3 separate regions of the Homo sapiens genome follow, and regions 2 and 3 are each linked to region 1. Evidence: chromatin contacts called from ENCODE Hi-C or POLR2A ChIA-PET data. All regions are on one chromosome and are shown on one strand. The core of a region is the stretch at or near the end of the contact, and the rest is flanking DNA. Distances in the headings are between cores, read along the strand shown.

The links. A loop is a pair of places that touch in the nucleus more often than their neighbours do. ChIA-PET counts read pairs that join two places held with the same protein, here RNA polymerase II (POLR2A). Pooled maps may share reads with other maps.
Region 2: a map of mammary epithelial cell shows a loop between it and region 1 (2.2-fold over the local background). The contact joins the promoter of LTBP4 here to the promoter of TTC9B in region 1. A Hi-C loop is called at or near these places in 2 of 168 maps with a recorded cell type or tissue (HCT116 and mammary epithelial cell) and 7 of 50 pooled maps.
Region 3: a loop to region 1 is called in a map with no recorded cell type, with 2.3 times the contacts of the local background. The contact joins the enhancer-like site here to the promoter of TTC9B in region 1. A Hi-C loop is called at or near these places in 1 of 168 maps with a recorded cell type or tissue (right lobe of liver), 1 of 37 single-sample maps with no recorded cell type and 3 of 50 pooled maps. POLR2A ChIA-PET finds 5 or more read pairs at or near these places in 2 of 52 experiments (BJ and naive thymus-derived CD8-positive, alpha-beta T cell).

What each region holds. Positions count from the first base shown.
Region 1 is chr19:40,215,516-40,220,628 of GRCh38, reverse strand. TTC9B (tetratricopeptide repeat domain 9B) reads left to right here and starts at 2,245. Exons shown (of 3, transcript NM_152479.6): 1 at 2,245-2,674; 2 at 3,260-3,442; 3 at 4,357-4,571. The coding sequence starts at 2,248. The coding sequence ends at 4,466. MAP3K10 (mitogen-activated protein kinase kinase kinase 10) reads right to left here. Exons shown (of 10, transcript NM_002446.4): 10 at 5,054-5,113. RefSeq lists enhancers at 9-1,208, 2,787-3,377.
Region 2 is chr19:40,598,674-40,603,786 of GRCh38, reverse strand. LTBP4 (latent transforming growth factor beta binding protein 4) reads right to left here and starts at 2,418. Exons shown (of 30, transcript NM_001042545.2): 1 at 2,150-2,418. The coding sequence starts at 2,399. RefSeq lists silencers at 1-141, 2,335-2,484 and an enhancer at 630-1,153.
Region 3 is chr19:40,520,894-40,526,006 of GRCh38, reverse strand. SPTBN4 (spectrin beta, non-erythrocytic 4) reads right to left here. Exons shown (of 36, transcript NM_020971.3): 17 at 2,368-2,570. Among named protein-coding and RNA genes, the nearest start is that of SHKBP1, 53 kb to the left of the region's middle. RefSeq lists a silencer at 2,388-2,683. Within about 2 kb of position 2,571, at least 2 of the 41 ENCODE cell types and tissues checked have a DNase peak (open chromatin) inside an H3K27ac peak, as active enhancers do.

The DNA.
Region 1 (5,113 bases), core at 996-3,495:
TTTGGTAGAGACAAGGTTTTGCCATGTTGCCCAGGCTGGTCTCGAACTCCTGAATTCAGGTGATCCACTTGCCCCGGCCTTCCAAAGTCCTGGGATTACAGGTGTGAGTCACTGCGCCCAGCCAGATCTCTGTGTTTTTCATTACAAAACAGACACACCGGAGGTAGGGAAAGGTGTGTGCACTGCTCAAGAACTCAAATTCATGAGTTTTACACTCCTAACTGAGCCTGGGTTTGGAGATGCAGAGAGGAAAATGTTTGCACCCCTGAGGTGTTCAAGGCTGGACCCCAGGGATAAGGGAGAAACTCACTCAGCAAAAGCGTTTTACAGCAAAGTACAATAAGAGATAGAGGCAGATGCTCTGGTTGAGATGGAAGGTGCTGAGTTCTGGTTTCTGTCTGTCACATGTGACCTGCCATGGGACCTCCAGCTAGAGGATGTGCTGTGGGGGTGGAGTTGGGGAGAGTGGGGAGGCCTGGGGCTGAGACCCAAGCTAGAGTCTCAGAGGAGGGGGAGGAGTAGTAATGCATAATGCCATTCACTCACACACTCATTCATTCAACAACTATATATGGATGCTGACTCAGAGCCAGGCACTCATGATCACATGACTCAGAGTCTAATGGACGATAAGAAACACCAGTTGTTAATTGCCCATTAATGTATGAAGCCCTGTGCTAAGTGCCTTACCTGCATAAGATAATTCAGTCTCTGCAACCGCTCTGAGGTTAACTTGCCTTCTATCCTCATGTCGCACAGACGAAGCCGAAGGAGGAGGATCGAGGAACTTGGCCCAGGTCCCACAGCTAAGGAGGCGGCAAAGGAGGACTGAAGGGCAGTTGACTCATTCATCCTCGATTTTTTTCTTGAAAGCCTCCTGCATGCTTCCTTTCCTGGGGACTTGTTTGCCCTCTCACTTGTTTTCCCCCATAGACAGCCGAGCTGGATGAGGGCAAGAAGGAGATCTCTCTTGTTTTTAGAGTTATTCCCTCCTCCAGGAAGACTTTATCACCACCTCAGCCCAGGGCAGGTACCTCCCACATCCCAGCCCCGACCCCTCTGCCTGTGCCTCTTCCACCTCGGCCCCGACCCCTCTGCCTGTGCTTCCCAGGCTAGCCTGCTCAGGGCTGTCACTGTCTGGTCACTGGTCTGTCTTCCCACTGAACTGGGGCCCAGTGAGAGTAGGGTCTGAAGCTCACGCAGTGTCTGCTATGTCCCAGCATCATCCAGCACAGAGCTGGGCACAGAAAGGATGTCAGTGAATATTTGTTTCATAAATTAACAGATGAATCCCAAAGGTGGTATTATTTTTAATTCCTTTCCTTTCCTTTTTTCTCTTTCCTCTTTCCCCTTTCCCCTTTCCTTTCCTTTCCTTTCCTTTCCTTTCCTTTCCTTTCCTTTCCTTTCCTTTCCTTTCCTTTCCTTTTTTGAGACGGCATCTCCCTCTGTCACCCAGGCTGGAGTGCAGTGGCACAATCTCGGCTCACTGCAACCTCTGCCTCCCAGGTTCAAGTGATTCTCCTGCCTCAGTCTCCCGAGTAGCTGGGACTACAGGTGCACGCCACCACACCAGGCTAATTTTTGTGTATATATACAAAAATTTTGTATATATTGTATATTAGTAGAGACGGAGTTTTGCCATATTGGCCAGGCTGGTCTCAAACTTCTGACCTCAAGCGATCCATCCACCTCGACCTCCCAAAGTGCTGGGATTACAGGCGTGAGCCACCTCGACTGGCCCTAAAGGTGATATTATTGTGCCATGTTACTGATGAGGATACAGAGTTCCAGGTAGTTTAAGCGAGCTGTCTAAGTCATACCACTAGTGAGAAAGTAAGCAGGGATTTGAATTTGGGAAGCTTGGGTCCAAATCCTGTGTTCTCATTCGATATGCCAAATGGCCAGTGGGCTGAGAGCCAGCTTTCCGTGAGGCTGATGTCTTCCTGCTCTTTCCCCCAGGCTCGTCCTTTCCTTCTAGAAATCTTCGGGAGCTTTGGGCACCGGGGAGGAGAGCAGGCAGGAGGTTGGGGAGGGTAAGGGGAATGGGAACAATTCGGGGGGCGGGCTGGAGAACTAGGACTTGGTTAATTTGAGAGTGAGCATGGGGGAAGTCTCGAGGGGTTTCCCTAGACCCATAGGGGGCAGCCGGAGTCGGCTGCCGGAGGTGAGGGGGCGGAGAAAGGGTGGGGACCAGCCCCGCGGGGGGCGATGCGGTAGCTGCAGCGGCGGCGGCAGGAGTTTCCCACAATGCAGCGCGGCGCGCTGTCCCCGGTGCTGATGCTCAGCGCTGCCCCGGAGCCTCCGCCGCGCCCGCCTCCCGCCCTCTCCCCACCGGGCTCGGGCCCAGGCTCGGGCTCCCGCCATGGCTCGGCTCGTCCCGGTCCTACCCCAGAGCCGTCGGGGAGCCTGGGCGCGGCGCTCGACAGCAGCCTGCGTGCCGCCGTGGCGTTCAAGGCAGAGGGCCAGCGCTGCTATCGAGAGAAGAAGTTCCGGGAGGCCATCGGCAAGTACCACCGAGCGCTGCTGCAGCTGAAGGCGGCGCAGGGGGCCCGCCCTAGCGGCCTGCCCGCCCCCGCCCCCGGGCCCACCAGCAGCCCCGGGCCGGCGCGCCTCAGCGAGGAGCAGCGGCGCCTGGTGGAGAGCACGGAGGTGGAGTGTTACGACTCCCTCACGGGTACGCCGTCGGGGGGTGGGGGGATGGGGCACGAGGGGAGGGGGCAATCGGGAGAGCTTGGCGACTTGGGGGCCAGGGGCCCTGGGGCTGAAGGGTCCAGGGCTGTGGGCTTCTGGGGGAGCCTTCAGAGCTTGATCAAGGAAAGGGATTAGGGGTAGGGGATGACAGGGGTCTGTGGCTGGAGGGAGCTGGGATGCAGGAAATGGTCTTTGGGTCGGGTATTCAGGGCCTCGCTTCCCCTGAGTCATTCTTTCCACCCCCTGGCCGCACGTGGACCCAAGGTGAGGAAGTCTGCCCTGAGCCAGGCTCTCGAGGTCCCGGCCCTCGCCCCCGCGCGGGGCCTTAGTGCTCTTGCCCACCGACAGCTCTGGGTGGATCGCCCAGTGGCGCCTGTCCGTGTTTTGGCGCCCCCTAGCAGCGGCGCAGTTGCGCCTGTTTCGATAGGCGAGCGGATTGGCGCCCCTGGTTGCCGGAGCAATCCCTTAGGCCTGGTTCCCTGCCGCCTGGAGCCTCGGCTCCTCGCAGTCAGGTGGGTTCTGGGGGTGCCAGCAGGCTCTGAGAGTGCCGGCCGCGGGGCCCTCGCAGCTTGCCTGCTGCAGTCGGAGCTGGTAAACTACGAGCGCGTGCGCGAGTACTGTCTCAAGGTACTGGAGAAGCAGCAGGGCAACTTCAAGGCCACCTACCGTGCCGGCATTGCCTTCTACCACCTGGGCGACTACGCACGCGCGCTGCGCTACCTGCAGGAGGCCCGCAGCCGGGAACCCACAGGTGAGTGGCGGGGCGGGGCAGAGGTGAGGGCTGGGCCCAGGGCGGGGAAAGGGGCTGCAGCGGAGGGAACAGGCAGGAAGATCAGGGCAGAATAGCAGAGCCCTCCTCCCGCGGAGCTGCTTCTAGGTAGGGCTGCGCCACCCACCTACTCCCTACACGCCCACTCATCCATTCATCCACCCCGCCCTTCACCCGCCATTCAAACATCCGTCCACCTATCGCTCCTCTGACATCTCCCCGGCCATTTCTCATCTACCGTCATTGCCACATCTGATATCTCCTATTCACCTGCTCAGTCACTTCCCTATCCACCCACTGTCATCTCCATTACCCCGTCCCACCCCTGCCTACCGCACACACTCATTCCTCCACTCACCCATTCACGCACACCTATTCATTCACTTCCTGCACCATCCACTCATCCACTCGGGTGGACGATGCCAGGAAATTGGGGTGTGTGTGTGTGTGCGTGCATGTGTGCACTTACACACATGAGTGCAGGAGGGCAGACACAACACTCAGTTTTGTATTAAGAGCCAATGAAGAAGGAAGAGGGATTACAACAGGTGCAGGGTTGTGGGAGCCGAGACGAGATTAGTTTTCCTGTTAAGTGGCTCGGAGAGAACAGACTTCTTGCAGATGTCGCTGGAGGATGAGAAGTGTGACGGGAGCCTCTGCGAAGAGGCATTCCTGGCAGAGGGTGCCGCAAATACAGGCGCACAGAGGTGTGCGATGGCTCCGCTGTGACTGGGGACTGCCGACTGTGACTGGGGCTTTGGGGAAGGGCTCTGGCTCTACTGGCTGTGTGAGCGAGCTGCTGGATACTTCGGAGAATGGGGTGTGAGCCAGGGAGGTGTGGAAGTCACCTGCTGCCCCGGGACACCCAGATGATGCCCTGCCCACCTCCCCTGCAGACACCAATGTGCTCCGCTACATCCAGCTGACTCAGCTGAAGATGAATCGTTGCAGCCTCCAGCGGGAAGACAGTGGGGCTGGGTCCCAGACTCGGGATGTAATTGGCTGAGGCCAATCCAGGGGGACCTCTCTATCCCTCGCCCTCCCACCTCACCATGTAACTTCCCCCGACTCATGTGTTTGTTGGTAAAACACTTGTCACTGGTGATCATAACTTGTGTGGTGTTCTTGGGGGGACCAGGGAGGGCCTCATCCCTTGGACCTTAGAAACCCAGAGAAGCCCAGGGAGGGTGTGTGGGGTCGGGGGGAATGTTCCACTGGGATGACCCAGCATCAGGGCCTGGGCCAGGGAAAGAAACAGTCTAGGCCAGGCGCAGTGGCTCACGCCTGTAATCCCAGCATTTTGGGAGGCCGAGATGGGTGGATCACTTGAGGTCAGGAGTTTGAGAGCAGCCTGGTCGACATGGTGAAACCCTGTCTCTACCAAAAATACAAAAATTATCTGGGTGTGGTGGCGGGAGCCTGTAGTCCCAGCTACTCATGAGGCTGAGGCAGAAGAATCACTTGAACCCAGGAGGCGGAGGTTGCAGTGAGCTGAGATGGTGCCACTGCACTCCAGCCTGGGCAACAGAGCAAGACTCTGTCTCCAAAAAAAAAAAAAAAAAAAAAAGGAAAAAGGAACACAATCAAGTGCGGTAGGGGGCAGGGGTTACCTTTAATGCTCCATTTTGTGCCAAATCCCCCATGATGCCCTGT
Region 2 (5,113 bases), core at 1,169-3,668, 380 kb before region 1:
TCTCTCCCGGGGCTGCAGAGAACAGCTGGAGACAGCTGTGCGGAGGGGAGGGAGGAGGCAGGCGGCCGGGGGAGGCGCGTGTGGGATTCTGAGCCACAACTGTAGAGAGGAAAGGACGCAGAGAGCCACCTCCGTTTAGAAGGATAAAGGGACTGGAGTCCTGGGAGGAGATCGACTAAAGGGCAGTCCTCTCGAGTTCAAAGACGGCTGGAGGTTTCTGGGATGGAGGAACCTAGCTCAGAGGAAACTGAGGCGTCCTTTCAGCAGGAGTCCTTTTGTGGACAGTTACCTAGAAAACAGGACTCTAGTGCCGCCTAGGAGACAACCAGTTTGACGGTGCTGAAAACAGGGTTTAGATAGTGAAGTGGAATTCCTGGAAGTCATCAGCACTTAAGAGGCTCAATTGGCCGAGTCCCTCTGTGGAATCCCCTCCCCTCCCAGCTAAGGATTAAGTGCCAAAGGCTTTTTATTAATGGCTGCCTGTAAGGAGCACAATGTCTGGAGTCCTCTTGCGAGAACCCACTTATCAAGACCAACCCTGGGGTTCTCTGAAGATAAATGGGATCAGAAGTTCCTGGGGAAGGGGGTGAGCTAGAAGAACAGGACTTCTGGACAATACTACAGAGTTATCTGGGGAAAGGCACAGTTTGGGAGGTGGGAGGGAAGAATGAGAGGGAATTTCACTGGAGGAGTGGTCTCTAAAGTCTGTTGCCATGGTTGGAGAGCGGGTCTAGGGCCTGGAGCAAAAACTCAGCTCCCTTAGGTAGGAGTGTGGGGCCATGACTCCAGGGTGGTCTAATGGGGGCTTTTAATTGAGTAGTGGGGCCTAGGAGAGGCTTAACTAGGAATCAAAATTGCAGAATGGTAAGGGTCTCTGATGGAGGGGGTGGGAAACCAGCCAGGTCTGAGGGTATTTCCCAGGCTCCAGAGGCATTTCTCTGCCTTCTCTTGGCCTGAATGCAGGCCCGCAGGCCAGCTCCCTGGGGGTGCCTACACCCAGGGTGGGCCACTAGATGGCCACAGCCAACGTCATGCCCCACAGCCCTGGCCAAGCGGGGAGTTGAGGACATAGGGGTCCCTTTGAGGTCAGCCCCCACTTCACATGCCACTCCTTGCACCCCCAAGGGCTTGGCACCCGCCTGGGCATGGCGCCTGGCACAGGCACGTTGGGGCTGGGCCGGGAAAGAGTGAAAGAAAGAGGGAGGAAGGGGAGGAGAGAGGGAGTGGCAGCGGGCGGGGGCTCAGGCGGGAGATGAGCTCACGCCGGCCGGGCTGGGCTGGCTGGGGGCCAGGCTGGGCGAGTTCTCCGCTCCAGGGGCCCCCACTCCCCACTCCATAGGGTCTGCGGGGTAGGGGGCAGGAAGGCCCGATCCCAGAGAGTCTGCCCACTTTTGCATCCTGGAACAACAGGTGGTGCGCCCTCCCCCACCTCACCTGAACCCCCAAGGCTCCCCATCTCTAGGAGTGCCTGGTGCATACACCTCCTGTCCCCTCCGCCCCCAGGGGGCGCCCCTTCCGTAAGCCCTCTTATCTGGATTTCTGTCGCACGTGGGACCCCTGCAACTCAGGTCCTGCGGAGACACCCCCACCCCACCCCCGCCGCCACACACACACACACACACACACACACACACACACACAACCCCCGTCTCTGTCCCCTCTCCCTCTTAGTTCTTCGGATTAACTTTCTTCTCTCTAGTACCCCACCTCACAGGCATTCCCATACAGAACCTTCCCACCCAAACACACAGAAACTGAGACGTCCCCCATGCGGTCCTGAGACTCTTGCTTGGTCCCCGGGGACTCCTTACTCAGCGTCTCAGAATTCGAGCCCCCCTCCCAAAAGTTCTCAGGCCCCTCAATTCTGAGATCCCCATTTTGACGCAAAGCATGAAAGCTGGCGCCAATTCCCTCACGTGGGACATCACAGGCCTCTAAGAACCCTCATTGCTTGCAAAATCGGAACCCTCAGGACCCAACCCCAAAAGCCAGGAATTTGGGGCCCCCTTCCTCAAATAGCCCCTGATATTCCCTTGCACTATTGCATATGGAATCTGGGCTCCCTCTCCCTGGAGGACTGTCTCCTCCATCCCCAGGGATCCTCCTCCCCCCCGGAGCCGCTCTCTCGGGACCACCACCCCGCACTCACAGGCGCGGAAGCCGGGTCCCCCCGGGGCCGCCCCGCCGGGAGCGCCGCTGTCCACGCTGGTGGCGTTGCGGGGCGCGCAGGTCGGGGTACAGCGGGAGCCGGTCGGCCCATGGACGCAGCGCAGGCCGCACACGACCGGGGTGAAGCGCACGCGGAGACGCTCTCCGAGCCGGCCCAGTCCAGGCTGCGGCCCTAGCTGCGCCAGCAGCACCAATAGCGACACCCAGAGCAGCCGCACGCCGCCCGCCATGGCTGCAGCGCCGCGCTCCGCCGCGCCGCCGCCCCAGCCCGCCCGAGGGGCCCGGCCGCACCCGCCCGCCCGCCCGCGGGGGAGGTCGCCCGCGCCCCCGCTCAGGCCCCCCCTCCTCACCACTCCCTCCCCGGCGGCCGCGCGGGGGCGCGTGGGGCTGGGCGCTTAGCCAGAGGCTCGCAGGCTGGGCGCTAGACTCGCAGGGGTGAGCGGGGCGCCCCCTCTGTCCCCATCCGCGCACCAACAAGTGGACCGGGCCTGTAGGGGAGCGGCGGGGAAGGGAACAGGTGGGGGCGGGCGGGTTTCCCCCCAGACAGAGCTGAATCCATAAAGAGGAAATCCATTAAGAGTAGTGGGGGCCACATTTGGGGAGACAGCTAAGAGTTGATCCTCTTCTGCCCGGGGCACAGAGAAAGGGGCTTCATCTTGATAGGGGGCTATCATGGTACATCTGGACAGCCAGGTGGGACATCTGAGGGATGGGAGAAGGGTCGCTACACCTGGGCACATAAAGGAATTGGGCGTCTAGATCCTGGGCAGGAGGCTGGAGGTGGGGGGGATACATGTGAAGATGTAGCCACATCTGGCCAGAACGCCACACCTGGCGGGAGAAGTCACAATGGATAAAGGGAGGCTGTGGGCGGGGGTACTAACATCTGGCCCGAGGCTCACATCTGGAAGACTTTAGGGGGAGGGGTCACATCTGGGCTGAAGGCTACAGCAAGAGGAGGGTTTTGAGGGTGTTTGAGATGAGGGGTGTTCTAGACTAGGGGTCAAGAGCTGGAGCGGGAGGAGGGCAGGGGGAAGATTCGGGAAACAGGAGGAGGCCTTTGGCCCCCAGCCGCCCCACAATCTTGAGCATTTGGTGCCCAGGCAGGCGCCAACCCGCACAATCGCTTTTGTTGTCTGGGCTGGTTCGGCGGAGCTTTCTAACGGGCCAGCGCCCTCCCTCTTCGGCCGCGGGGAGCCCGGACGCCTGGCTTCCCGGCCCCACCCCCGCGGGTCAGTGCCTCTGGCCTGTGTCTGGTCCTGTCCCGGGCTCACCTCGCACGGCCGGACGCTGGGGTCCCTAGAGGGGGCCTCGTCCTGGGGGTGGGTGCTGAGCTACAACGGGGGGCGGGTAGGCGGCGGCTGGACCGTGGGAACCAGACGGCTTTATCTGGCCCGGAACCCCCCTCGCCCCAGGCGGAGGAAAGGCGGATGTGCTTACCCGGGGCCTTGCCAGCGGGGGCACGCTGTGGGGGCCTCCTTCTCAGTAGTCCCCGGCCCCCTGGCCCCCGGGGCCGCCGCCGCTTCAGTAGAGCTCTGGCCTCCTGGAGCCTGGGTGGGAGAGGACGGAAAAGCTGCTGTCACCGGGTTAAACTGACCTCCCCACCAAAGGGCCTCCATGCCAGGAAAATGTCTTTCAGTAGCGGCTCTGCCCAACCCTCCCCCCACAACACCTATTTATGGGGACCAGGCCTCTAGTGGGAGAGAAACAAAGACCCTGAGAGAAAGAGAGATGATGGGGGTTGGGGGAGAGAAAGAGAGAAGGGGCAGAGAGACTTAGACATAGAGGCAGGCAGTGAGACACAGGGAGAAAGAGAGAGAGGAAAAGAGACAGGTAACTAGAAAGAAACAGAAAGAGACAGAAATAATGCAGAGATGGGAAGAGCCTGAGATAGGCAGGCAAGGGATGAAATAGAAACGGACAGACAGGCTGATAGCAAAAGAAAGAGCCGGGGAGGGAGGGGGGAGAGAGAGGGAGAGGGGAAGGGAGGAGGAGCGGAAACGGGGGCAAAGCTAGGAGTTCCTGAGGGAGGATTTGGTAGGGGAGGGACTGCCCACTCACGTCAGTGGCTGCCAGTTGAGGGACACCTGTCTCTTCCTCACGCTGGGGCTGGGACTGGGCACTGCAGGCACTGGGTTCAGGCACCGCTGGGGGCCTGCACACTTTTTGGGCTGGCAGCTTCGGACCCTGCAGAAGGCTTCGGAGACAGCCAGGGACTAAGTGGGGAAGGAGGGGACCAAGTACTTCTCTACCAAATGCATCCAGCTCTCCCACTGGGATGAGGGGAGGGATGGGGAGCTCCCTGCCCCTCTCCTCCTATTCCCTTTTGCCCCCTACTCATACTCCATCTTCCAGAACCCACCTCGGATGCAGCGGCTCCTCCTAGACGTCTGGCCCGGGCAGCAGCGACAAACAGCAACGCTATAAATAGTGGAGTGGAAGTCACTCAGGCCCCTAGCACCCCAGAACTCTGCAAAGGAGGGCAATCGGGGAGGGGAAACCAAGACGCATCCTGAGGGGGCTTGAAACAGGTATATGACTAACGAGGTTCTTCTCCCCACGCCTCAGTTTCTCCATCTGTACAATGGGAGGCAAATTGGCTTAGACTTCGGGCTGAAGGGCACAGAAACCGTACTTTTGTCTTATGAAGAGATTTTGGCGTACGATTTTATTGAAAAAATACGTTATTTTAAAGCCTTTTAAAAGTGATTAAAAAACAAAAACAAAAACAAAAGACTCGATTTCTAAGAGCATTTCTAAGCCCGCACTGTCTGGGAATCTAGAACCCCGCCCTCCCGCACATCCCGGTCCGGGACTCAGACGCCATCCTGAGCCTGGCCGACAGGTGGCGCCATTTTCACAGGCCTCGGCAGCTGGGGAGGGAAGGCTCTTCCCTCTGACTGTGGGTCCAGCAGGGTGCTGAGGTGGAGGGGGATAACGGGAG
Region 3 (5,113 bases), core at 1,322-3,821, 310 kb before region 1:
GATGTGGAAACTCCTCCCACTCCTCCCACTCCTCCCACAGGGTGGGAAATGTGTCCCTAGACAAATAAATGACTGGGATGGTGGGAAGGTGCAGAGATTAGTCCGTCTCAATCCCTCTGTGACCACACCTCACCCACCACAAGCCTGGGACAAATGCTGCCTCTCCCACAGCGGCTGCACGTCTCCCATCCGGGCCCTGACCTTTCTGCCTGGACTTCCTCCATCCCAGCCCCGAGCATTCTGGGCCATCCTTGTCAGATAACGTTCGAGCTCTGTGAGGCAGGAATCATGTTCTGTCCTGGTCATTTCTGTGAACACACCCCCACTCCGTACAGAGCACGGGCTCAGTACATGTTTAATTGACTGGAGGATGAGTGAATAAACAATAGAGTGAAAGGAGCAATTAATGAATGACTGAAAAGTAATGAATGAATGAATCATGGAATGAACAGTCCCCCGGGCTCCTCCTCCTCGTTTTGCTGAGCCTGGCATGCAGCAGGTGCTCAAGAAATGTGGAACAGGCCATGCTCAGTGGCTCACACCTATAGTCCAGCTACTCAGGAGGCTGAGGCAGGAGAGTTGGTTGAGCCCAGGAGTTCCAGGCTGCAGTGAGCTATGATTGCACCACTGCACTCCAGCCTGGGCAACAGAGTAAGATCCCTGTCTCAAAAAAAAAAAAAAAAAAAGTGGAACAAAGGAAGGATCCAGGCCTGGATGGAAAAGGGGGCACTAAATGATGAGTTTGCATCCTCAAGAACAGAATTCCCATAAAAGTTTCCTTTAGAAGCATGCTGCCTTGCCCCAGATAAATCTAGGGAAAGGATGTCTGAGCCGTAAACAGAAAAGGGGTAGCGGTCCTGGGGCTGGGGGTGGCACAGTGAAGTGACCAGGGATGCTTTCTGTCAGGAGATGGGAAGACAGAAGGAGGGGTACTGGGTCCCCTTCTGGCCTGGATCATGCCGGAGAGAGCCAGAGAGCCTGAGAGGAGAAATTTAGGGTCACCAGGAGGAGCAGAAACAGCTCTAATGACAGACAGAACTGGGTCTGGAAGATGAGAAAGGACTTCCCATGATGGCTGGAGGTGGTGGTGTTGTTTTGTTCAGTGCCTACCTACAATAGTGCCTGGCACACAGTAGATGCTCAATAAATATCTTCGCTTGATTAGTGCAAGGACAGACAAGAGAGTGGTGGCAAGAGACAGATGGCGACAGAAGCAGAGAACAATGAGGTTCAAGAGATGAGAGAGACACAGAGACATGCAGACACTCACTTTGCATGCTTCCTAGAGTGGCTGGGGCCAGGAAGAGGTGCTTATGCAAAATATTTGACAACCAGCCTGGCAGGGGACACTGTCCCATCTGGAAAGCTGGAACACACCTGTGCCTGGCCTCTAGCTGCTGGATCTGGGGAGGTCTGGGGGTTCCCAAGGAGGGTGCAGAAGAGCAGGATGGATAATGAGGCATCTAGGGAAGTAAGTTAACACATTTTTTTTTTGGAGGGGGGACAGAATGTTGCTGTGTCATCCAGGCTGGACTGCAGTGATATGATCACAGTTCATTGCTGCCTCAATCTCCCGGACTCAAACAGTCCTCCCATCTCAGCCTCAAGAGTAGCTGGGACTACAGGCACGCATCACCACGCCCAGCTTTTTTTTTTTTTTTAATTTTAGAGAAGGGGTCTCACTATGTTGCCCAGGCTGGTCTGGAACTCTTCAGCACAAGCAATCCTCCCGTCTCAGCCTACCGAAGTGCTGGGATTACAGGCATGAGTCACTGCACCCAGCCTAACATTTTAACAACAGGACCAGCTATCCCATGCTCAGGGCAGACTTAAGAAAGAAACCTTTCATTGTATATCCTTCTGTATCTTTTGGGTTGACAGCCTCAGGTTACCTTTTCACAATATATCCACTTAAGGCCAGGTGCAGTGGCTCATGCCGCTAATCACAGCACTTTGGGAGGCCAAGGTGGGTGGTCAAGAGTTCAAGACCAGTCTGGCCAACATGGTGAAACCGTGTCTCTACTAAAAATACAAAAATTAGCCAGCGTGGTGGCTCATGCCTGTAGCCCCAGCTACTCGGGAGGCTGAGGCAGGAGAATCACTTGAACCTGGGAGGTGAGGGTTGCAGTGAGCCGAGATCGTGCTACTGCACTCCAGCCTGGGCAACACAGTGAGACCCCGTCTCAAAAAAAAAAATCCACTTAAATCAAATCTAAGACAACATGGAATTAAATAGAAATAGGAAAGAGCCCCAGAGAAGCAGAAATCGTGATGAAAGGAGTGGGACCCTGGCCTCCCACACCACTCCCCTATGCTGGGCCCCATCTTCTGCCCCCTCCCTGGGGTGGATGGGTCTAGGGGACCTACTTCTCCAGCAGCCGGGTCACAGCCTCCTGAGCCTGCTCCCCGTAGATGTTGCCCTGCCTCAGCAGGCCCTCTGCAGCCTGCACGGCCACCTGCATCTTTTGCTGGCTCAGCTCCATGGTGGTGAGAAAGTCACGGTGCTGTTTCAAGGCCTCCTCCACCGATTCCACTGTGCCCGGGAGCTCCGCACCAGACAGCGCCATCTCCTGGGGAGGAGGGAGCGTGGTGCAAAGGTCAGCCTCATTCCATTCCAGGACCTGGGAGAGGCTGCCAGCCTGGCTTGCCACCACTCCCCGCAACCTTGCAAGCATAGAACATTCCAGTTGTGGTCCCACCTCGGGGCTGTTGCCCATGCTGGTGCTTCTGCCTGGGAGTCTGTCCCTCCAGATACCCCCATGGCTGGCTCCTTCACTTTCTTCAGGTCTCTGACCAACCTGCCAAATTTATCAACTCCCACCCCAGCCCTATCCCACTACCCTCCTGTATTATTTCTTTTTGGCAGGGAGGGAGCAGATGGAGTCTCACTCTGTTGCCCAGGCTGGATGCAGTGGTGCAATCCCGGCTCACTGCAACCTCCACCTCCTGGGTTCAAGTGATTCTCCCGCCTCAGCCTCCCAAGTATCTGGGATTACAGGTGCATACCACCATGCCCGGCTAATTTTTTTGTATTTTTGGTAGAGACGGGGTTTCACCATGTTGGCCAGGCTGGTCTCAAACTCCTGACCGCAGGTAATCCACCTGCCTTGGACTCCCGAAGTGCTGGGATTACAGGCGTGAGCCACCACACCCAGCCAACCCTCCTGTATTATTTCTCATAGCATGTACCTGGCAATATTAGCGATGCATTGACTTGTTTACTCTCTCCTCCCCTACATACTAGAATGTCAACCACATGAGGGCAGGATTTTGTATTTTGTTGCCTGAGGTGTGCTCAGCCCCAAAATAGCGCCCAGCACAGAGGAGGCACTCAGTAAATATTTGGTTAATATTAGGCCGGACATGGTGGCTCATGCCTGTAATCCCAGCACTTTGGGAGGCCGAGGTGGGTGGATCACCTGAGGTCAGGAGTTCGAGACCAGCCTGGCCAACATGGTGAACCTCATCTCTACTACAAATACAAATATTAGCCGGGTGTAGTGGCACACACCTGTTATCCCAGCTACTCAGGAGGCTGAGGCAGGAGAATCGCTTGAACCCAGAAGGCGGAGGAGGTGCAGTGAGCCAAGATCACGCCACTGCACTCCAGCCTGGGTGACAGAGCAAGACCCCATCTCAAAAAAAAAAAAAAAAAAAATTGGTTACTATGAAGACTGAAGGCTGGGCACGGTGGCTCATGCCTATAATCCCAGCACTTTGGGAGGCAGAGGCGGGAGGATCACTTGACCCCAGGAGTTCAAGACCAGCCTGGGCAACATGGTGAAATCCCATCTCTACTAAAAATACAAAAAATTAACCAGGCATGGTGGCACGTGCCTGTAGTCCCAGCTACTTGGAGGGCTGACGTGGGAGGATTGCTTGAGCCCCATAGATCAAGGCTGCAGTGAGTCATGATCGTGCCACTGTACTCTGGCCCGGGTGACAGAGTGAGGTCCTGTCTCAAAAAAAGAAGACAACTAAACTGGGTACTGTGTGAACTCAAGGAAGTTCTTTTCCCTCTGGGGTTAGTTTTCTAACTAGTAAAATGAGTGGGTCAGGGCCGGGCATGGTGGCTCACACCTGCAATCCCAGCACTTTGGGAGGCCAAAGCAGGGGGACTGTTTGAGCCCAGGAGCTGGAGACCAGCCTGGGCAGCATAGCAAGATCCTGTCTCTATTTTTTAAATGGGTGGGTCAGAAAGGGTCTCTCAAGGCCACTTCAGCTCCATATTTAGTAATCTTATGATTCAGGGGCTCTCTGTCCTTTCTCCTCCACTCCCTAGATCAGGATTTCCCAAGCCCTGGGCCACAGAGGGGTACTAGTCCATCGCCTGTTAAAAACTGGGCCGCATAGCAGGAGGTGGAGGGGGGGCGAGTGAGCATTACTGCCTGAGCTCTGCCTCCTGTCAGATCAGCAGCAGCTTTACATTCTCATAGGAACACAAACCCTATTGTGAACTGCGCATGTGGGGGATCCAGGTTGCACACTCCTTATGAGAATCTAATGCCCGATGATCTGTCGCTGCCTCCCATCACCCCTAGATGTCACTAGATGGGAACGTCTAGTTGCAGGAAAACAAGCTCAGGACTCCCACTGATTCTACATTATAGTGAGTTTTATAATTATTTCATTATATGTTATAATGTAATAACAATAGAAATAAAGCACACAATAAATGTAATTCGCTTGAATCATCCTGAAAACATTCCTCCTTTTCCCACCGGTTTGTGGAAAAAATTGTCTTCCAGAAAACCAGTCCTTGGTGCCAAAAAGATTAGGGACTGGGCCTGGTGCAGTGGCTCATGTCTGTAATCCCAACACTTTGGGAGGCCGAGGCAGGCGGATCATGAGGTCAAGAGATCAAAACCATCCTGGCCAACATGGTGAAACCCCATCTCTACTAAAAATACAAAAATTAGCTGGTCATGGTGGCTCGCGCCTGTAGTCCCAGCTACTTGGGAGGCTGAGGCAGGAGAATCGTTTGAACCCGGGAGGCTGAGGTTTCAGTGAGCTGAGATCACGCCACTGCCCTCCAGCCTAGCTACAGAGCAAGACTCTATCTAAAGAAAAAAAAAAAAGATTGGGGACCACTGCTGTAGATAATCCTCAAACT